Regions from separate parts of the Homo sapiens genome. Here region 2 is linked to region 1. A link is an interaction called in ENCODE POLR2A ChIA-PET data of the cell type or tissue named here. Cell type or tissue: Panc1. All regions are shown on one strand. Links, peaks and the distances in the headings refer to the core of each region. The heading gives the core; the rest is flanking DNA. Region 1 overlaps SAP130 (Sin3A associated protein 130). Region 2 has its middle 22 kb from the start of AMMECR1L.

Region 1 (5,679 bases), core at 1-5,000:
AAGATGCCGTAAGCTTTATACATTTTATCTATTATCATCACAGTGTTTCCACTGAAGTACTAGCATTTCTATTTCACAGATAAAGAAACATACAAAGCAAGGCTAACTGACTTGCTCAAAGCCACACACACAGTAAGAAGTAGAACTGGGAATAAAGCCCAGAGCTGTATGGCTCACAGCCCACACCCTTTCTTCTACATGATGCTGCCTCCCAAGTTTGGGTGGATTGAACAAAACTCCCAGTAACTGAAACACAACCCCAAGGTAATACACAGGCAATATTCTCAGAAACCCCCAAATTAACCAGTTATTAAAACAAACCTTAAAGAAGAGTGCCACTCCACTTGGTCCCATGGTACTGGGTTATCTGAACTTATAACATTACTGTCAGCTGGGCACAGTGGCTCACGCCTGTAATCCCAGCAATCTGGGAAGCTAAGGCGGGCAGACCACTTGAGGCCAGGAGTTTGAGACCAGCCTGGCCGACATGGTGAAACGCCATCTCTACTAAAAATACAAAAATTAGCCAGGCGTAGTGACGTGCGCCTGTAATACCAGCTACTTGGGAGGCTGAGGCTGCAGAACCGCTTGAACCTTGGAGGTGGAAGTTGCAGTGAGCCAAGATCGCACCACTGCACTCCAGCCTGGATGACAGAGAAAGACTCCGTCTCAAATAAAAACAGAAACAAAACATTAATGTCATTAAGCCCCCACTGCTAAATCTGACTGGCTTAAAAAAAAAAGAGGGTCCCTTCAAGATTGTATCTAACTTAACATGCCCATAAGTTGAATAATATCAGTATCAAAATGGATAACAGCAAAGATCCTATGATGCCAACTGCCCAGCAGCACAAGACAAGGCACTGCAGAAAATCAGGGCTGAGTTACAGAAAGGAGCTGAACTCATATGTCATAAAGAAAAAATGAAATGTGATCCTAAGATACAGCCTAAGATTTTATACAAATTGTTACAAACATTAGCCAGTCTCGAGCTCTGGTTCAGTGTGAAGTTTTAACCCTCTCCATTACCTTCATAAGTCCCTCCGAAAATGAAAGTGGCACTGCTGGCGTCAGGTGTGCTGGCGGGGCTGTCACTGCAACAGGTGTGGCTGATGCGACAGCATGGTGTGTCGACAACATCTGCACCTGTGGATAGGGCCTTACCACAACAGGCTCTTGCTTCTCCTCCCGGGACTGGAGGGAGCTGCTGGAACTCATGTGCTCCCTGGCACTGACTTCAGAATCTCGACCAGATTCATCATTGACTAGTAAAGACATTAAGAGTGAGACAGTATGTCACAGTCTCCCAGTGTAAGATAGCAGCACAGACAAGAGTGGTACCTGAAGTTAAATCTCAGGATTGACAAAGTGGCCATTTCCTTGTGATGTTTTCTTAACAAGGTCAATATGGGCACTGGATTCTCCTGATGGACATCAGACAAAAGAGCCACAACTGTGGAATATAGAATTTATTCTGGATATTGTAGCCTTATGAACAAACTACCTGAAAATCATCTAAAATGAGCTGAAATAGTTAAAAGTACAATACAGGATGTAAGACAATTTCATTTAAAACATCCTCTTAGAAAGTTATAAAAGCCTGACATTAAAAAGATATTTTATGCTGGCCAACATGGCAAAACCCTATCTCTACTAAAAATACAAAAAAAAAAAAAAAAAACAAACCAAAAACCAAAAACCACGTTTTTTTGTAATCCCAGCTACTTGGGAGGCTAAGGTGGGAGGATCACCTGAGCCCAAAAGGCAGAGGTTGCAGTGAGCCAAGATTCCGTCACTGCACTCTAGCCTGGGCGAGAGAGGAAGATTGTCTCCAAAAAAAAAAAAAAAAAAAAAAAGGATGGCTGGTGCAGTGGCTTGCACCTGCAATCCTAGCATTTTGAGAGGCCAAGGCAAACAGATCCCTTGAACCCAGGAGTTCAAGACCAGCCTTGGCAACACAGTAAGACTCCATCTCTGCAAAAAATTTTAAAATTAAATGGGCATGGTGGCATGCACCCGTAATCCCAGCTATATTGGAGGCAGAGGGAGGAGGATCACTTAACCCTGGGAGGTCAAGGCTGCAGTGAGCCAAGCCATGATTGTGCCACTGCACTCCAGCTTGGATGACACAGTGAGACTTTGTCTCAAAAAAAAAAAAAAAAGGTGGTTGGGGGCTGAGCACAGCCTGTAATCCTAGCACTTTGGGAAACCAAGGCAGGTGGATCATTTGAAGTCAGGAGTTCCAGGCCAGCCTGACCAACGTGGTGAAACCCCGTCTCTACTAAAAATACAAAAAAATTAGCCGGGCGTGGTGGTACACACCTATAATCTCAGCTACTAGGGAAGATGAGGCAGGAGAATCACTTGAACCCAGGAGATGGGAGGCTGCAGTGAGCTGAGATTGCGCCACTGCACTCCTACCTGGGTAACAAGAGTGAGGCTCCATCTCAAAAAAAAGAAAAAAAAAAGATATTTTAAGTACGGTTCCTAACTTTAAGAACATATAATTTTTCAAAACTGAGGGACAGAGATAGGAGAGATATTTTCCAATGTATGCTCTTTTTCTTTTGGTGTTTTGGTCTACCAGAAGACAATCTATTTAAAAATTTTTTTTAATTAAAAAAAATTTTTTTTTTGAGACAAGGTCTCACTCTGTCTCCCAGGCTGTAACGAAGTCACAGGATATCAGCTCACTGCAGCTTCAAACTCTTGGACTCAAGTGAGCCTCTGCCTCCGCTGCCCAAGCAGCTAAGACTACAGGCACATGCCACCACACCTGGCTAATTCTTTTATTTTTTTATGAAGAAAGAGTTCCACTATGTTGCCTGGTCTGGTCTTGAATACCTGGGATCGAGTGTTCCTCCCACCTCTGGCCTCCCAAAGTGCTGAGATTACAGGTGTGAGCCACTGCACCTGGCCTATTTAAAAATTAAGTATTTAAAAATTCAGTGGAGGCCGGGCGTGGTGGTTCACGCCTGTAATCCCAGCACTTTGGGAGGCCAAGGTGGGGAGATCACTTGAGGTCAGGAGTTCGAGATCAGCCTGTCCAACATGGTGAAACCCTGTCTCTACTAAAAATACAAAAAAATAGCCAGGTGTGATGGTGCACACCTGTAATCCCAGATACTCAGGAGGCTGAGGCCAGAGAATTGCTTGAGCCCGGGAGGTGGAGGTTGGGAGATCCTGCCACTGCACTCCAGCCTGGGGGACAAGAGCAAAACTCTGTGTCAAAAAAAAAAAATTAAGTGGAAAAAAATCAGAGAACAATACTGATGTAATAAAGGAAGAGCTTGTGAAAATATTAACTCATATTTGTCTATAATTTTTCCAAAATAATTTTTTTTCTGAGCATAAAGATAATATTTACTTATGTAGAGAATTTAAATTATTTGGAGTACCATAAACAAAGTAATGTTGCCCCCAAACTTACCCCACAAAGGCACCAACACTTAAAGTTTTGGTGACAGTTCTCGCTTCTTTTAAATTTTGGGTTTTTATTCATTTGACTTTTTTTTCTTGAAGTATGATTTTCATAAAGATAAGTGCACAAATGTTAGCTGTGCAGCTCAATGGACTTTCACAAACTGAATAAACCTGAGTAAATAGCACCCAGCTCAAGATAGAAAACATTATTGGTCCCCCAGAGACCCTTAGTTTGGCCCTATTCTAGCCACTATCCTCCGAAGGAAATCAATCTTCTACCTTGTAACACTATAGATTAGTATTGTCTGTTTTTTAACTTTACGTAAACAGACTTATAACAAATACACCCTATTGTGCTTTGCCTCTTTCACTTACAGGTATGAGATTCATTCACATTAGTGTACACAGCTGTAGATCTTTCATTCTCAATGCTGTATATAGTACGACACACGAGTAACGTACAAATTATCCATTTTACTCTTAAGAGGCACTTTAGTTTTCAGTTTGTTCCTATTTTGAATAGTGCTAGTAATGTTCTTGTACGTGTCTTTTGGTGAACATATGTACCACTTCTACTCAATATATACCTAGGATTAGAACTACTGGGTAGAGAATACTGCATCATTTTTTAAAGGTGAAATGGGGCCGGGCACAGTGGCTCATGTCTATAATCCCAGCACTTTGGGAGGCTGAGGCAGGTGGATCACCTGAGGTCAGGAGTTCAAGACCATCATCCAACATGGTGAAACCCCGTCTCCACAAAAATACAAAAATTAGCTGGGCATGATGGCGGTTGCCTGTAATCCCACCTACTCGGGAGGCTGAGGCGGAAGAATCACTTGAACCCAGGAGGCAGAGGTTGCAGCGAGCCAAGACTGTGCACTCCAGCCTGGGCAACGAAGCAAGACTCTGTCTCAAAAAAAAAGTGAAATGGGATTCTATTGTATAGATGTACTATAGCTTTTAAAATCACTGTATCATTGATGGGCTTTTAGGTTATTTCCAAATTTTTGCTTTTATCAACAATCTTGTCCAATGATCTCTTCAGGAAAAAATTCCTAAAAGTACAAGTGCTGGATGAAAAGAGTGATGTGGCCGGGCGTGGTGGCTCAAGCCTGTAATCCCAGCACTTTGGGAGGCCAAGGCGGGCGGATCACAAAGTCAGGAGTTTGAGACCAGCCTGGACAATATGGTGAAACCCTGTCTCTACTAAAAATACAAAAATTAGCTGGGCATGGTGGCGGGCGCCTATAGTCCCAGCTACTTGGGAGGCCGAGGCAGCAGAATTGCTTGAACCCGGGAGGTGGAGGTTGCAGTGAGTCGAGATCGCGCCACTGCACTACAGCCTGGGCGACAGAACAAGACTCCATCTCAAAAAAAAAAAAAAACAAAAAAACAGAGAGGAAAGAAAAGACTGATATACGTTTTCTTTTTCACTATATATTGACTTTTCTCCCAGGTCATTCAGAATTTTTAAAATTTTGATCTATAAAACCTCTTTATTGGGGAATAGATTACATAGAATACCACCACTGGTTTACAAGAAAAGTTCAATAATTTTTTTACAAATATCCTCAGCAACACCAAGGAGCAGAATGGTTGGGTCAAATGGTAAGTATATGTTTAACTTTGCCGAAGTCATTTCCAAAGTGATTGTAGCATTGCCTGTTCCCATTAGCAGTATACAAGCTGCTCCTCTTCCTTACTCATTGCTTGATATACAGCCATTCTAGTGGGTTGTAGTGTGTGTCTCACTGTAGTTTTAATTAGCATTTCCATGATGACTAGTAATGTTGAACATCTTTTTATGTGATCCCAGCCCATTCATATATATCTTCTTTAGTGAAGTGCATGTTTATCTTTTGTCCATTTTAATCAATTAGCTTTACTGAGGTACAATTTACATATAAAATTCACTAATTCTTTGTGTAACATTAGATAAGTGTTCGCAAAAGTATACAGCGGTATAACACAATCATGATACAGATCATTTCCTGTTACTCCAGTGAGTTCATTCACACCCCTTTGCAGTCAATTCCCTCCCCACAACCTCTATTCTCCAGAAACCACTGATCTGCTTTCTGTCACTATGGCATAGTCTTTTCTGGAATTTCACATAACACAATCATACCATCTGTAGTCCTATGTATCTGGATTCTCTCCTTAGTGTAATGTTACTGAGGGTTATCCATAATGTTGTGTATACTGGTAGTCTGGTCCTTTTTATTGCCAAGTAGCATTCCACTGCACGGATGG
Region 2 (16,799 bases), core at 11,399-16,398, 110 kb before region 1:
TGAAAGTTGTCAGGATAAAAATGAAGTCACCTGTGTTTTGGAAAACCCTGACACATAGAATCAGAGAAGGCTATGAAGAGAGGGTTCAAGCTTGTCTGCCTGATAACAAAAACTATCACGAAAGACTCTGCAAGCCTGGGCGTGGTGGCTCACGCCTGTAATCCCAGCACTTTGGGAAGCCAAGGTGGGAGGACCACTTGAAGCCTAGAGTATGAGACCAGCCTGGCCAACATGGTGAGACCTCATCTGTATTTTTTTTTTTTTTTTAAGAAAAAAGACTGCAAAAACCACAGCATTGCACAAAGACTGTTGCGATCTTGCACAAAAGATACTTCTGCAGGGACATCTAGGCAGCAACTGCCTGTGTAACCTTGGGCTGGTGCCACCCTACTATTAATCCTTGCGGCCAAGGATCATGAGCTCAAAACAATGTGTAATCATTATTCTTTCCTTTTTTTTTTTTTTTTTGAGATGGAGCTTTGCTCTGTTGCCCAGGCTGGAGTGCAGTGGCATGATCTTGGCTCACTGCAACCTCCGCCTCCCGGGTTCGAGCAATTCTCCTGCCTCAGCCTCCTGAATAGCTGGGATTACAGGCACATGCCACCATGCCTGGCTAATTTTTTTGTATTTTTAGTAGAGACGGGATTTCAACTTGTTGGCCAGGCTGGTCTTGAACTCCCAACCTCAGGTGATCTGCTCGCCTTGGCCTCCCAAAGTGCTGGGATTACAGACTTGAGCCACCGCGCATGGCAAAAACATATTATGTATATATATATATATATATATATATATATATACACACACACATAATTTTATATAGACACAGGGTCTCACTATGTCACCCAGGCTGGTCTTGAGCTCCTGGGCTCAAGCGATCCACCTGCCTTGGCCTTCCAAAGTGCTGGAATTACAGGTGTGAGCCACCGCGCCCGGCCTGTCCAGGGGATTCTAAAGCCACCAAGGTTTGAGAAGCATGAGCTGCTGTTATGGACTGAATTGTGTCTCCCAGCACCACACAATCTGTCGGTTAAAGCCCTAGACCCTAGTGCAACTGTATCTGGAGGTAGGATCTTCAGGAGGTAATTAAGGTTAAATGAGGCCATCAGGGTGGAGCTCTAATCTGACAGGATTGTAGCCTTATAAGAAGAGGAAGGAGTGGCCGGGTGCAGTGGCTCATGCCTGTAATACCAGCACTTTGGGAGGTCAAGGTGGGTGGATCACGAGGTCAGGAGTTCAAGACCAGCCTGGCCAATATGGCAAAACCCTGTCTCTACTAAAAATACAAAATTAGCCAGGCATGGTGGCTTGCATCTGTAATCCCAGCTACTTGGGAGGCTGAGGCAGGAGAATCGCTTGAACCGGGGAGGCGGAGGTTACAGTGAGCCGAGGTTGAACCACTGCACTCCAGCCTAGCCTAGGCAACAAAGTGAGATTCCACCTAAAAAAAAAAAAAAAAAAAGAAGAGGAAGGGAGATATCCCCACCCCAGTCCTGCCCTGTGACGACACAGGGAGAAGGCTGCTGCCAGCAAGCCAGGAAGAGGGTCCTCAGCAGAGCCAAGTTGGCCAGTGCCCTGATCTTGGATTGCTGGCCCCCAGAACTGCAAGAAACGAATGCCTGTTGCTTGACCATTCAGTCTGCAGGATTTTGTTAAAGCAGCCCAGGATGGCCAAGACAGCTTTGGAAATGAAAATGGCCACTGTTCGCTACGGAGAAGAGACCCTCATTCTAGACTTGTGACTCTCCAATTCTGCACTCCCATTTAATTTCCCCAGTGCTCTATTTAGAACATATCCTCAGGGCCTGCCGATGCTAGTCACTCTCTGGAAGCCTTGCTTCTAGAACTCCTGGGAAATTTCAGCTCTGGCACAGACAGCTCTGGCCTTCACGTCAGGAGGCCTGGATTTGTGCCCGAGCTTTGCTGCTTTGCCTTCAAATAAGACTCTTTCCAGCTCTGGTCTCAGTCTCCTCATTTGTAGAATAAAGGAATTGGATTAAATTTAGGGTATTTAACCAAACACCGCATGTTCTCACTCATAGGTGGGAATTGAACATGAGAACACTTGGACACAGGGTGGGGAACATCACACACCAGGGCCTGTCGTGGGGTGGGGGTAGGGGGGAGGGATAGCATTAGGAGATATACCTAATGTAAACGATGAGTTAATGGGTGCAGCACACCAACATGGCACATGTATACATATGTAACAAACCTGCACGTTGTGCACATGTACCCTAGAACTTAAAGTATAATAATAAAAAAAATTTAGGGTTTTTAACTCCTGAGCAGCAAAATCCTCTTTTCAAAAAAAATCTTCTGTGGACTCCAAATATGAATACCCAACAGTAGGCCGGGCGCAGTGGCTCACACCTGCAATCCCAGCACTTTGGGAGGCCAAGGCGGGTGGATCACAAGGTTAGGAGTTCAAGACCAGCCTGGCCAACATAGTGAAACCCCGTCTCTACTAAAAATACAAAAATTAGCTAGGTGTGGTGGTGGGTGCCTGTAATCCCAGCTATTTGGGAGGCTGAGGCAGGAGAATCGCTTGAACCCAGGAGTCGGAGGTTGCACTGAGCCGAGATCGCGCCACTGCACTCCAGCCTGGGCGACATACTGAGACTATGTCTCAAAAAAAAAAACAGTCAGGCCTCCTGAGTGGAGGAAGGAGAAGGGTGCGGCTTCTGGCTCTCTGGCACCTGGGGGCTCCTGAGAAATGGTTCCTATGGCTTGTGGCTGGGGCAGACTTGCCTGGTGCCCGATGTCCTGGCATAGTGAGGAATGACACACGTGTCACTCTGAAAGCCCCTGGGGTGGACACTGGCACATCAGCACAGGATGCCACCCGGCGTGCACCCCACTCTGCCTGCCAGCCATTTCTCAAGTTGGCTTGGCTATTACCGGATGAGAAGGGAACCCCAGAATACACCCAAAACAATCTCTCAAGTTCAAGAAAAACTATGTGGCTGAGCTTCCCCTTAACCGAAAAGGAGTCAGCTAACAAAAGAGAGAGGAATAAAGCCCCAAAGAAAAAAACATAATAAAAAACCCTCAAGGATATTACAAGTGTTCCCTCCATCACTTTATTCAGCCATCAAAAATTATGCTGGAAAGACTCATTCCATGATATGGAAAACTGTGTCTTTGATGTAAGTTTCAGTCAAGAAAGAATAAAAAAATTTATGTACAGTTTTATCACAACTATAAAAAAAGGCATATATGGCTGGGCACGGTGGCCCACACCTGTAATCCCAGTACTTTGGGAGGCCGAGGCGGACGGATCACCTGAGGTCAGGAGTTCAAGAGCAGCCTGGCCAACGTGGTGAAACCCCGTCTCTACTAATAATACAAAAATTAGCTGTGTGTGGTGGCCGGCGCCTGTAATCCCAGCTACTTGAGAGGCTGAGGTAGGAGAATCGCTTGAACCTGGGAGGTGGAGGTTGCAGTGAGCCAAGATCACGCCACTGCATTCCAGCCTGGGTGACAGAGCAAGACTTTCTCAAAAAAAAAAAAAGAAAAGAAAAGAAAAGAAAAAAGGCATATATACACTTTATTTTTATTTATTTATTTTTTTAAAGACAGGATCTGGCTGTGTCTCCCAGGCTGAAGTGGCCAATCTTGGCTCACTGCAACCTCTGCCTCCCAGGTTCAAGTGATCCTCCCATCTCAGCCTCTCGAGTAGCTGGGACCACAGGCATGCGCCACCACACCTGGCTATTTTTTAAATTTTTTGTAAAGATGGGGTTTCACTATGTTGCCCAGGCTGGTCTTGAACTCCTGGGCTCAAGCACTCGGGCTGCCTTGGCCTCCCAAAGTGCTGGGATTACAGGTGTGAGCCACCATGCCCGGCCATTTACATATTTTAAAGAGACAGAAGGAAACAGAATAATGGCCACAAACAAGGGCTTTGTGGAGACCCAAGATCAAAGTCCCATCTCTGCAATTTTATTAGTTGTATGACTTGGGGCAAGTCAGTTCCCCACAATAAGTCTCAGTATTCGCACCTGAAAAATGGGTACAGATGGTAATGGAGACAGAACATCACAACAGTGTTGGCTGCACACATAACAAGTAATAGCAGCTCTATTGCTATGAGTGATGATAAGATATTACTAGTGTTTATCCCTGCATAAGGTTTTAAGAGACTTATTTGTCCTCTCAATTCCTATAATGGGCATACATTTATAATAGTTTAAAAAGAAAGAAGTTAAAAGAAGTGCTCTGCCAGGCATGACGGCTCACATCCGCAATCCCAGCACTTTGGGAGGCCAAGGCAGGAGGATCACTTGAGACCAGAAGTTCAAGACCAGCCTGGGAAAAATAATAAGACCTCATCTCTCCAAAAAAATTTAAAAATTAGCCAGGCGTGGTGGTGTGCGCCTATAGTCCCAGCTACTCGGGAGGATTGCTTGAGCCCAGGAGTCCGAGGCTACAGTGAGCTATGATTGTGCCACTGCACTCCAGACTGGGTAAGAGAGTGAGACCCTGTCTCTAAAAACAAAAGGAAGTGCTCTAGGAAGAAATGCTGTGCCTGTATGAGAACCTGTCTTCCTGCCAGAATGAGAAGAGCCCAGAGCCTGCAGCACTCTGGAAGGAGAAGCAGGGTGCTCTGGGCTCCGGACTCTGGAGTTAAGTTGGAGGCAGGGGATGTGACAGTGCATGCACAAGCCAAGGGCAGGTGATGGCAACAATCCCCACTTGCTCCTTTCACTTAGAAATAAATTGTGGGGGCCGGGCTCGGTGGCCCGCGCCTGTAATCCCAGCACTTTGGGAGGCTGAGGCAGGCGGATCACCTGAGGTCAGGAGTTCAAGACCAGCCTGGACAACATGGTGAAACCCCATCTCTAAAAAAAATACAAAAATTAGCCGGGCTGGTAGTGTGTGCCTGTAATCCCAGCTACTCGGGAGGCTGAGGCAGGAGAATCGCTTGAACCCGGGAGGCGGAGGTTGCAGTGAGCCAAGATTGCACTGCTGCACTCTAGCCTGGGTGACAGAGTGAGACTCTGTCTCAAAAAAAAGAAAAAAAGAAGCAAATTGTGGAGTAGTCCAACTAATTGGAGGGAGTAGCTGTCTACGGACAGTGAAAAAAAGTAAAACCAAAAAAGCCCAGTGAAAGCGGAGGTAAAACAGGGGAACGTGAGAGATGTGATCCAACTCATGGCCCCGTGGGAGGGCAGCGCTCCCGAACCCAAGCTGAGCTGGTGTTCATAGGCACCCAGTGCTGGGCTCACAGCATCTGGCAAATATTAGGCAAGCTGACAGGAAAACACTGATGTTGGATCTGACAGGTGTATTCATTTGCTACTGTGGTTTAACCAGCAGAAATTTATTTTTTTCACTGTGCTGAAACTGGAAGTAAAAGAGAAAGGTCTCGGCAGGTCGGTTTTTCCCGAGGCCTCTGCCCTCGGTTTGCAGCTGGCACCTTCTTGCTGTTCCTCACACAGTCACCCTTGGATCTGTGTGGTGTCTGTGTCCTAATCGCCCCTGCTTACAAGGCCACCAGCTACACTGGACTACCCGCTCACATGATCTCATTTTACCTTACTTATCTCTTTAAAGCCCCGTCTCCAAATACAATCACACAGTGGGGTACTAGGGCTGGGAATGCCACATGTGAATTTGGGTGGGGAGGCAGGTCCGTCAAGAACAACAAGCATAACCAGACCCACTGAGTGAGGCTCAGGCACTTCCGCTAGAAAAAATGACACCAGGGTGGTCCCATGATAGGACAAACCCTATGAGACATAACATTGTATAAAACACAATTTGCCGGCCAGGCGCGGTGACTCAAACCTGTAATCCCAGCACTTTGGGAGGCTGAGGCGGGTGGATCACATGGTCAGGAAATCAAGACCATCCTGGCCAACGTGGTGAAACCCCGTCTCTACTAAAAATACAAAAAAATTGGTTGGGTGTGGTGGCGGGTGCCTGTAATCCCAGCTACTCGGGATGCTGAGGCAGGAGAATTGCTCAAACCAGGGAGTCGGAGGATGCAGTGAGCTGAGATCACACCACTGCACCCCAGCCTGGCAACAGAGCGAAACTCCGTCTCAAAAACAAAAAACAATTTGCTATCCCTTGTTTGTGGGAGGGAGTCTCTAAATCTTCAGAATTTTCTCAGTAATAGGATGTCTTTGTTATTCGTGGGCCCCTTTGAAACGACCTGAGTGTATGCTGAAGGCAGATGATTCAGGATGGGGCTGGTCCTAGAAAGACCAACGGTGTGATTGGAGGGCTGGGGTTTGAGCCAGCCGGAACTCCGCAGAGGCGAGGGGCTGTAGAGCATGTGCAATCAGGTGGCCATCGTTCAATCACGCCTACACGGTGCAACCCCAAGCTCGGTGGAGCTTCCAGGTTGGTTAGCACATCAGTGTGCCAGGAGGGCGCTGCATCCCAATTCCACAGGGAGAGGGCTGGGAAGCTCCGCATCCAGGAGTCCCCGCCTCTCCCTCCGTGGCTCCCCACGTGGCTGTTCTTGTTGTATCGTTTGTAATTAAACTGTCATTGTATGTGTAGTGCTTTCCTGAGTTCTGTGAGTCATTTTAGTGAACTATCAAGCCTGATGGGGATCCTGGGCATCTCCCAGATTTGTACCCAGTCCGTCAGAAGTGCAGATGTCCTGGGGACCCCGCTTGTGGGTGGTGTCTGCAGTACGGAAGTCTTATTAGGGCCCACGTCCTTAACGCTGTGGAGTCTGATGCTCATCACGTGGGTGGTTAGTGTCAGAAGAGAGTTGCAGTACGCCAAGCCCTGAGTTGTCTCTAAGCTGCCAGAATAGGTGGTGATGTTGGAAGGCTGTCAACTCCACAAAAGTCCAGCAGGGCACAAATTTACCTGATGGCATCCAGAGGCTTGAAATCATTGTTGAAGTCTACATATAACATGTAGAGTTAATTTAACAGAAACTCCTACTCTGCTTTCCACCTAATCTGAGTATCTGAGAGGTAAAGAGAGTTTTTTGTTTGGTTGTGTTGTGTTTTGTTTGAGACAGGGTCTCCCTCTGTCACCCAGGCTGGAGTACAGTGGTGTGATCTCAGCTCACTGCAACCTCCGCCACCCAGGTTCAAGCGATTCTCGTGCCTCAGCCTCCCGAGTAGCTGGGACTAGAGGCGCACACCGCCATGCTCAGCGAATTTTTTTTTTTTTTTTTTTTTTTTTTTTTTTTTGGTAATTTTAGTGGAGACGGGGTTTCACCATGTTGGCCAGGCTGGTCTCAAACTCCTGATCTCAAGTGATCCACCCACCCCAGCCTCTCAAAGTGCTGAGATTGCTTACAGGCATGAGCCACCATGCCCGGCCAAGAGATTTAGCTCCATGCACTTTCTGAATTTATCTAGGAGGTAATGGCAGATGCTGTGGTATGATGTGAAGAGCTGGATTCAAATCGTTACTCTGGGTCCTTGGCCAAACTGCTCAATCTTTTTGGGTGTCAGTTTTCTTCAGTCTTAACATCAGGATAAATGCCTGTCTCTCATAACCCAAATGCCCATCGACAGTGGAATGGATAGATCGTTTGTGGCATATTCACACGTGGGACAAAAGCAATGAGAATGGGCTGGGTGTGGTGGCTCACATCTGTAATCACAGCACTTCGGGAAGCCGAGGCAGGAGGATCACTTGAGCCTAGGAGTTCAAGACCAGCCTGGGCAACAGAGGGAGACCCTGTCTCTGGAGGGCGGTCAGACAAAAGTGTAAAACAACATGCACAATATGGATGAATTTTACGTAATGTTGAACAAAAGAGGTAGACACACTGTACCTTTACATAAAGTTCAAAAACCAGGTGCATCAAATCTATGGTGTTAAGGGCCAGGTATGTGGCTATCCCTGGGCTGGCAGCTGGGACTAATGGCTGGGAGCTTCAGGAATGTTGGTAATGTTCTGTTTCTTGATCTGGGTGTGATTACACAGGTGTGTTCACTTGGTGAAAATCCAGTGGGCGGTATACTTAGGATTTGTGCTCTTTTATGTATGTAGTTACTACTCACAAAGTCAACAATATCCAGGCTGGGCATGGTGTCCTCCACCTGTAATCCCAGCCCTTTGGGAGGCTGAAGCAGGAGAATCACTGGAGCCAGGAGCTCCAGACCAGCCTGGGTAATATGGTGAGAAACAAAAACTTTTTAAAAATGTATTTATTTATGTTTTTTAGACAGAGTCTTGCTCTATCGCCCAGGCTGGAGTGCAGCGGCGCGATCTCGGCTCACTGCAACCTCCGCTGCCCAGGTTCAAGTGATTCTCATGCCTCAGCCTCCCAAGTAGCTAGGACTACAGGCGTCCACCACCACGCCCGGCTATTTTTTTTTTTTTTTTGTATTTTTAGTGGAGACAGGGTTTCGCCATGTTGGCCAGACTGGTCTCGAACTCCTGACCTCAGGTGATCCACCTGCCTTGGCCTCCCAAAGTGCTGGGATTACAGGTGTGAACCACCGTGCCTGGCCTCACAAAAGCTGTTTAAAAGCCAGGTGTGGAGGTGTGCACCTGTAGTCTCAGCTAATCAGGAGGCTGAAGTGGGAGGATCATTTGAACCTAGGAGTTCGAGGCTGCAGTGAGCCATGACTGTGTCACTGCACTCCACCCTGAATGACAGAGCAAGACCCTGTCTCTTAAAAAATACATACATAGGCCAGGCGCGGTGGGTCAAGTCTTCTAATCCCAGCACTTTGAGAGGCTGAGGCAGGCAGATCACGAGGTCAGGGTTTCAAGACCAGCCTGACCAACATGGTGAAACCCTGTCTCTATTAAAAATATAAAAATTAGCCAGGCATGGTGGCGCATGCCTGTAATCCCAGCTACTCAAGAGGCTAAGGCAGGAGAATCGCTTGAACCCGGGAGGGGAGGTTGTGGTGAGCCGAGATCGCGCCACTGCACTGCAGCGTGGGCAACAGAGCGAGACTCTGTCTCGGAAAAAAAAAAAAAGAAGAAGAAGAAAGGCCAGATGAATGTGCCAAGGAGCACACTGGGCAGGGAAAGAATCATCAGTGTATAGGGAAGAGTAGAATGATGCCAGGAGAGAAGGGCACAGACTGGGGGTTTGCATTTACACTCCACCACTGACCAAGCAGGTCACTTAACCGCTCTGAGCTTCAGCCTTCTCATCTGACTCACAACTGTCCAACAGGTGAGTTGTTAGATTAAATGACCTATGTGAAGCCACCATCTGGGCACCTGAGGAGCTGCACACACAGGACAGCTCAGCAAGCTGTAAGCACGGTGGTGAGGATGCGGGAGTGCCATGGCCTTGCAGTTGGCAGCCTCATCCACTGGACCCATTCGTGGCTCCAACTGTGATGGCCAAGGTGACAGGCAGGCTCGGACTGGCATGGTCAGCAGGCAGCTGCAAAAAGAGGCTCTCCACAGCTCCTGACCCTTCTGCATTTGTCAGCTGAAGCTTTCCACGTTGCTCTAGAAAGCCAACTTTCCAAGAAATGCTGTTCACAATTTGCCTTCAAGGAAATCATTTGCAGTTATAGCTGCCATGTCCTCACATTAAGCTTATTGCTGGTAACGATGGTGCCAAGACAGTGGTGCCAAATACAGTCTTCCTGAGTGGCCTTAAAAAATTAAGCTAATGGCAATTTTATGTCTTATGGAAGCTGTTCTTATCTATTAACTGCCAACATCTCAGCCTGGACATTTCAGGAAACTCAGCAGGAAATTTTGTTTTTAATTTTTGTGGGTACATAGTATGGGGTACATGAGATTTTTTTTTTTTTTTTTTGAGACAGAGTTTCACTCTTATTGCCCAGGTTGGAGTGCAATGGCACGATCTTGGCTCACTGCAACCTCTGCGTCCTGGGTTCAAGCAATTCTCCTGCCTCAGCCTCCCGAGTAGCTGAGACTACAGGCACCTGCCACCACACCCAGCTAATTTTCGTAGTTTTAGTAGAGACAGGGTTTCACCGTGTTGGCCAGGCTGGTCTCAAACTCCTTACCTCAGGTGATCCTCCCGCCTTGGCCTCCCGAAGTGCTGGGATTACAGGCGTGAGCCACTGGGCCCAGCCAAGATATTTTGATACACATATATAATGCATAATGATCACATCAGGGTAAATGGGGTATCCATCACCTCAAGCATTTATCTTTTCTTTGTGTTACAGACAATCCAATTATACTATTTTTGTTATTTGTTTATTTTTATTTCTATTTCTTTCTCTTTTTTTTTTTTGTTTTTTTTTGAGACACAGTCTTGCTCTGTTGCCCAGGGTGAAGTACAGTGCACCATCTCAGCTCACTACACCCTCAACTTCCTGGGCTCAAGTTATCCTCCCACCTCAGCCTCCTGAGTAGCTGGGACTATAGGTGTGCACCACCACACCTGGGTACTTCTTATTGTTGTTGTTGTTGTTTTTTGGTAGAGATGGGGTTTTGCTATGTTGCCCCCATGTTGCTCAAGCAATCTGCCCACCTTGGCTTCCCAAAGTGTGGGGATTACAGGCATAAGCCACTGCACCCAGCCTGGTAACCGGCATTCTATTCTCTATCTCCATGAGTTCAATCATTTTAATTTTTAGCTTACACAAATAAGTGAGAACATGCAGTTTGTCTTTCTATGCCTGGATTATTCTAATTAACACAATGACCTCCAGTTCCATCCATGTTGTTGCAAATCACGGGATCTCATTCTTTTTTATGGCTGAATAGTACTCCATTGTGTATATGCATGTCAGCAGGAAATGATGTATGTGCAGATTCAGATGCCACTGAGTTGTCCTGTGAATTTTAGGAGGTAAAGTCATACAACTAAGTTCCCATGGAAATACAACATCAAATGTACATTAACATGCATAACAGCCGTCACTTGCTCAGGTCCTGCTAGAAGGCAGACATAATGGCAGGCAGTTTCCATATGTTTCTTCAACAATTTCCAATGTTTAGCCACCAGAGGTGCCGAGGAGCCCCTGTCCCTCTCATGTCACTGTGGTTCTGCAAGATTAAGAGGCCACACATCATAGTTTGCGAGGTATATCAGGTCAATATAATACACTCGTAGAATACATACATTAGAGACCAAGAATGAACGGTCTTAGGACCGGGCACAGTGCCTCATGCCTTTGGGAGACCAAGGTGGGAGGATCACTTGAGCTTGGGAGTTTGAAACCAGCCTGAGCAACACACCAAGATCCTGCCTCTACAAAAAATAAAAATAGCCAGGTGTGGTGGTGCACACCTGTGGTCCCAGCTATTCTAGAGGCTGAGGTGTGAGGATCACTTAGCCCAGGAGGTTGAGGTTGCAGTGAGCTGTGATTGCACTGCGGGTCTCCAGCCTAGGCAACAGAGTGAAATCCTTTCATAGGAAAGAAAAAAAAGAAAAGAAAAGAAAAGAAAATGGGCCGGGCGCGGTGGCTCACCCTTGTAATCCCAGCACTTTGGGCGGCCGAGGCGGGCAGATCATGAGGTCAGGAGATTGAGACCAGCCTGGCTAACATGTAGAAACCCCGTCTCTACTAAAAAATACAAAAACATTAGCCGGGCATGGTGGCGGGCGCCTGTAGTCCCAGTTACTCGGGAGGCTGAGGCAGGAGAATGGCGTGAACCTGGGAGGTGGAGCTTGCAGTGAGCCGAGATCACGCCACTGTACTCCAGCCTGGGCGACAGAGCGAGACTCCATCTCAAAAAAAAAAAAAAAAGATAAAAAGAAAAAAAAGAAATGCTTTTAGGAAGTGCTAACTTACATGAATGTTTCATATTCAGACATAAGAGAACCTACTTAGTATTTAAAAATGAGAGCAAATTAGGAACTTAGTTTTTCTTTTGTTTTTTCTTGAAGTGAGATGATGACATTATAGTTAATGTTTGCTAACGTGATGGTGAATGAAAAGGAAGTAGCAAAACTGTTAGGAAAACTAAGCCGAAGAGAAAGTTCTACCCTGGGAAATATATTTGCAACATGTTTAACAGTCAAAAGGTTAATTTCCAGAGTGATTATAGATTATTGATTGCAAATCAATAAGACAAAAAAAAAAGAGAAACTGGCCATCACATGAATAGGCAATGCATAGCACAAGTAATGTTAATGGCTAATAAACTACACTAAAATGACTGATCCTCTTGGCAACCAGGAAGGTGTAAATTAGAACATTTTTCCAACTTAGGCTTTTAAAATTTAAAACCATTGACACTTGCCAATGTAAGGGAGGGTGGAGAAGTGGGGAATTGGAGGTGTGGCCTTTTTGGAAGGCAACTTGGCAACACCTATCAAAATCCAACCACGATTCTGCTTTCGTGACTACACAGACACTATGATGTATTTCTCTGTATGTATGTATGTATTTGTATACTTTTCTATTTGCACGCCACAGCCTGGAAAAAGAAAAAAAGACTGGAAGGACACATAGCAGCTGTTAACAGCAGTTTCCTCTGGAGAGCTGTCACGGCATCATTTCTTTCTTTCTTTTTTTTTTTTTTGAGATGAAGTCTTGCTCTTGTCCCCCCAGGCTGGAGTGCAATGGCGCGATCTCGGCTTACTGCGACCTCCGCCTCCCGGGTTCAAGCGATTCTCCTGCCTCAGCCTCCCAAGTAGCTGGGATTATAGGCGCCTGCCACCACGCCCAGCTAATTTTTGTATTTTTAGTAGAGACGGGGTTTCACCATGTTGGTCAGGCTGGTCTCGAACTCCTGACCTCAGGTGATCCACCCGCCTCGGCCTTCCAAAGTGCTGGGATTACAGGCGTGAGCCACCACACCCGGCCCACAACATCATTTTTTTTTTTTTTGAGACGGAGTCTTGCTCTGTTGCCCAGGCTGGAGTGCAGTGGCACAATCGGCTCACTGTAACCTCTGCCTCCTGGGTTCAAGCAACTCCTCTGCCTCAGCCTCCCGAGCAGCTGGGACTACATGCCACCACGCCTGGCTAATTTTTGTATTTTTAGTAGAGAAGGGGTTTCACCATATTGGCCAGGCTGGTCTCAAACCCCTGACCTTGTGATCCACCTGCCTCGGCCTCCCAAAGTGCTGGGATTACAAGCGTGAGCCACCGCGCCTGGACCCCACAACATCATTTCTAAGTGTCATGCACATGTGCACAATCACCAATACTAGGTGCATGATGCAAAAAAGAATTTTTGCCACTTGATTTTATCTTTAAGGGAGAGCTTCATCACTAGGGAAAATGAGTCCTGATTTCACTATGACCTGTTTTGTTTTGTTTTGTTTTTTGAGACAGAGTTTCCCTCTTGTTGCCTAGGGTAGAGTGCAATGGCACAATCTTGGCTCACAGCAACCTCTGCCTCCCAGGTTCAAGTGATCCTCCTGCCTTAGCCCCACTAGTAGCTGGGATTACAGGCATGCGCCACCATGTCCAGCTAATTTTTGTATTTATAGTAGAGACGGGGTTTCGCCATGTTGGCCAGGCTGGTCTCAAACTCCTGACCTCAGGTGATCTGCCTGCCTTGGCCTCCCAAAGTGCTGGGATTACAGGCATGAGCCACTGCACCCAGCCTATGACGTGTTTATATAAGAAAACTGGGCTGGGAGCTGTGGCTCACGCCTGTAATCCCAGCACTTTGAGAGGCCGAGGTGGGTGGATCACCTGAGGTCAAGAGATCGAGAACATCCTGGGCAACATGGTGAAACCCCGTCTCTACTAAAAATGCAAAAAAGTAGCCAGACTACTACAGTAGCGGGCGCCTGTAGTCCCAGCTACTGAGGAGGCTGAGGCAGGAGAATCACTTGAACCCGGGAGGTGGAGGTTGCAGTGAGCCGAGACTGCACCACTACACTCTAGCCTGGCGACAGAGCGGGACTCCGTCTCAAAAAAAAAATAAAAAAAAAAAAAAGAAGAAAAAAGAAAAGAAAAGAAAAGAAAGGAAAACTATACATTTGGGAAAAAGAGCCAGGTAGATCTCTACACCCTGATAAAGAAATTTTACAGTGAAAAATTTCTGTACAGTGAAAAAGCTGTACGACAATAACTCAGCCTCATTTATTAGTATGAAATAACTGCTATATGTCTCCGTACAGGCATACTTCAGAGACATTGCAGGTTCTGTTCCAGATGACCACAAGAAAGCAAATATTGTAATAAAGTGAGTCACGCAATTTTTTTTTTTTTGGTTTCCCAGAGCGTATAAAAGTTATACTGGCTGGGTGTGGTGGCTCACGGTTGTAATCCCAACAATTTGGGAGGCCAAGGTGGAAGGATCACTTGAGGCCAGTTGTTCAAGACCAGCCTAGGCAACGTAGTGGGACCCCATCTCTACAAAAAATGAAAAACTTAGCCAGTTGTGGTGGTCCACACCTACAGTCCTAGCTACTCAGGAGGCCGAGGCAGGAAGATCGCTTGAGCCCAGGAGTTTGAGGCTACAGTCAGCTGTGACTGCACCAATGCACTCCATCCTGGATGACAAAGAGACACCTTGTCTCAGAAAAAAAATTGTTTTCACTATACTGTAATCTGTTAAGTGTGAAGTAACATTATGTCTAATAACCACAATGTACATACCTTAATGAAAAATACTTTATTGCTAAAAAATGCTAATGATCATTTGAATCTTCAGTGAGTCCCAATCTTTTTGCTGCTGGGGGGGGTCTTGCCTTGTTGACGGCTGCTGACTGATCAGGGTGGTGGCTGCTGAAGTCTGGGGTGGCTGTGGCCATTTCTTAAAATTAGACAACAATAATGTTTGCCACATTGATGAACTCTTCCTTTTGTGAAAGATTTCTCTCTAACATGCAATGCTGTCTGATAGCATTTTATCCACAGTACAACTTTGTTTCAAAATTGAAGTCAATCCTCTCAAACCCCGTCACAGCTTTATCAACTAAATTTATGTCATACTCTAAATCCTTTGTTGTCGTTTCAACAGTGTTCACAGCATCTTCCCTGGGAGTAGATTTCATCTCAAGAAGCCACTTTTGGCCAGGCAGAGTGGCTCATGCCTGTTATCCCAGCACTTTGGGAGGCTGAGACGGGAGGATTGCTTGGGCCCAGGAGTTTGAGAGTAGCCTGGGCAACATAGTGAGACCCTGTCTGTATGAAAAATAAAAAAATTAGCCAGGAATGATGGTGGTGCGCCTGTAGTCCCAGCTACTTGGGAGGTTAAGGCAGGAGAATCACTTGAACCCAAGAGGTCAAGGCTGCAGGGAGCTGTAGTCACACCACTGCAAGATCCTGCTTCAAAAAAAAAGCCTCTTTCTTTGCTTATTCCATAAGAAGCAACTCCTCATCCATACAGTTTTTGTTTGTTTGTTTTTTGTTTTTTTGAGACTGGGGTCTCCCTCTGTCACCCAGGCTGGAGTGCAGTGGCGCCATCTCGGCTCACCACAATCTCTGCCTCCCAGGCTCAAGAGATCCTCCCACCTCAGCCTTCCACGTAGCTGGGACTACAGGCGTGCACCACCATGCCCAGTTAATTTTTGTATTTTTTTTGTAGAGATGGGGTTTCACCATGCTACCTAGGCTAGTTTCGAACTCCTGAGCTCAAGTGATCCACCCACCTTGGCCTCCCAATGTGCTGGCTTTACAGGCATAAGCCACTGCGCTCGGCATCCACACAGGTTGTTTGTTTTTTTTTTTTTTTTTGGTTGTTGTTGTTTTTTGAGACAGAGTCTCACTGTGTTGCCCAGGCTGGAGTCCAGTAGCGCGATCTCGGCTCACTGCAACCTCCGCCTCCCAGGCTCGAGAGATTCTCCTGCCTCAGCCTCTTGAGTAGCTGGGATTACAGGCGCCTGTCGCCACACCTGGCTAACTTTTTATATTTTTGGTAGAGATGGGGTTTTACCATGTTGGCCAGGCTGGTCTCAAACTCCTGACCTCAAGTGATCCGCCTGTCTCGGCCTCCCAAAGTGCTGGGATTACAGGTGTGAGCCACTGCGCCCGGCCCTCCATACAGTTTTATAATGAGACTGCAGCAATTCAGTCACATTTTCCGGCTCCACTTCTAATTCTAGTTCTCTTGCTATTTCCACCACATCAGCAATTACTTTCTCCACTGAAGTCTTGAACCTCTCGAAGTCACCCATGAGGGTTCTACTACTTCCAAAATCAACTACTTCCAAAATCCTGTCAGTGTTGCTATTTTGACCTTCTCCCATGAATACAAATGTCCTTAATGGCATCTAGAATGGTGAATCCTTTCCAGAAGGTTTTCAATTTACTTTGCCCAGATCCATCAGAGGAATCACTATCCGTGGCAGCTATAGCCTACAAAATGCATTTCTCAAATAAGACTTGAAAATCAACATTAGTCTTTCATGGCTGGGCACCGTGGCTCAAGCCTGTAATCCTAAGCACTTTGGGAGGCCGAGATGGGCAGATTGCTTCAGCTCACTGAGTTTGAGACCAGCCTGGGCAACATGGTGAAACTCTGTCTCTGCAAAAAATACAAAAAATTAGCCGGGTGTGGTGGTGGTGTGCCTGTAGTCCCAGCTACTTGGGAAGATAAGGGAGGAGGATCACTTGAACCCAGGAGGTCAAGGCTGCAGGAAGCCATGGTCACACCACTGCATTCCAGGCTGGGTGACACAGTGAGACCCTCTCTCAAAAAATAAAATAAAATAAAAGGCCAGGTGCAGTGGCTCATGTCTGTAATTCCAGCACTTTGGGAGGCCGAGGTGAGTGGATCACCTGAGGTCAGGAGTTTGAGACCAGCCTGACCAACATGGTGAACCGCCCCCGTCTCTACTAATTTAAAAATAAAAAATTAGCCGGTGTGGTGGCATGCACCTGTAATCCCAGTTACTTGGGAGGCTGAGGCAGGAGAATCGCTTGAGTCCAGGAGGCAGAGGTTGCAGTGAGCTGAGATCGTGCTATTGCAATCCAGCCTGGGCAAAAAGAGCGAAACTCTGTCTCAAAAAAAAAA

The links. ChIA-PET counts read pairs that join two places held together with the same protein. Peaks named below come from ENCODE experiments on the same cell type or tissue, not always from the same donor. Only the 100,000 strongest peaks of a DNase experiment are listed, where the experiment ranks them.
Region 2: POLR2A ChIA-PET joins it to region 1 with 6 read pairs; 4 of 35 experiments call an interaction of 5 or more read pairs at or near these places.

The regions. Positions count from the first base shown.
Region 1 is chr2:128,016,651-128,022,329 of GRCh38, forward strand. It overlaps SAP130 (Sin3A associated protein 130), which reads right to left. Exons shown (of 21, transcript NM_001330301.2): 3 at 1,030-1,265. Among named protein-coding and RNA genes, the nearest start is that of SAP130, 8.6 kb to the right of the region's middle. In Panc1, for the core only: no CTCF peak of the experiment used is centred there; no DNase peak of the experiment used is centred there.
Region 2 is chr2:127,900,010-127,916,808 of GRCh38, forward strand. No RefSeq gene overlaps it. Among named protein-coding and RNA genes, the nearest start is that of AMMECR1L, 22 kb to the left of the region's middle. RefSeq lists an enhancer at 5,797-6,297. In Panc1, for the core only: no CTCF peak of the experiment used is centred there; a DNase peak (open chromatin) is centred at 14,032.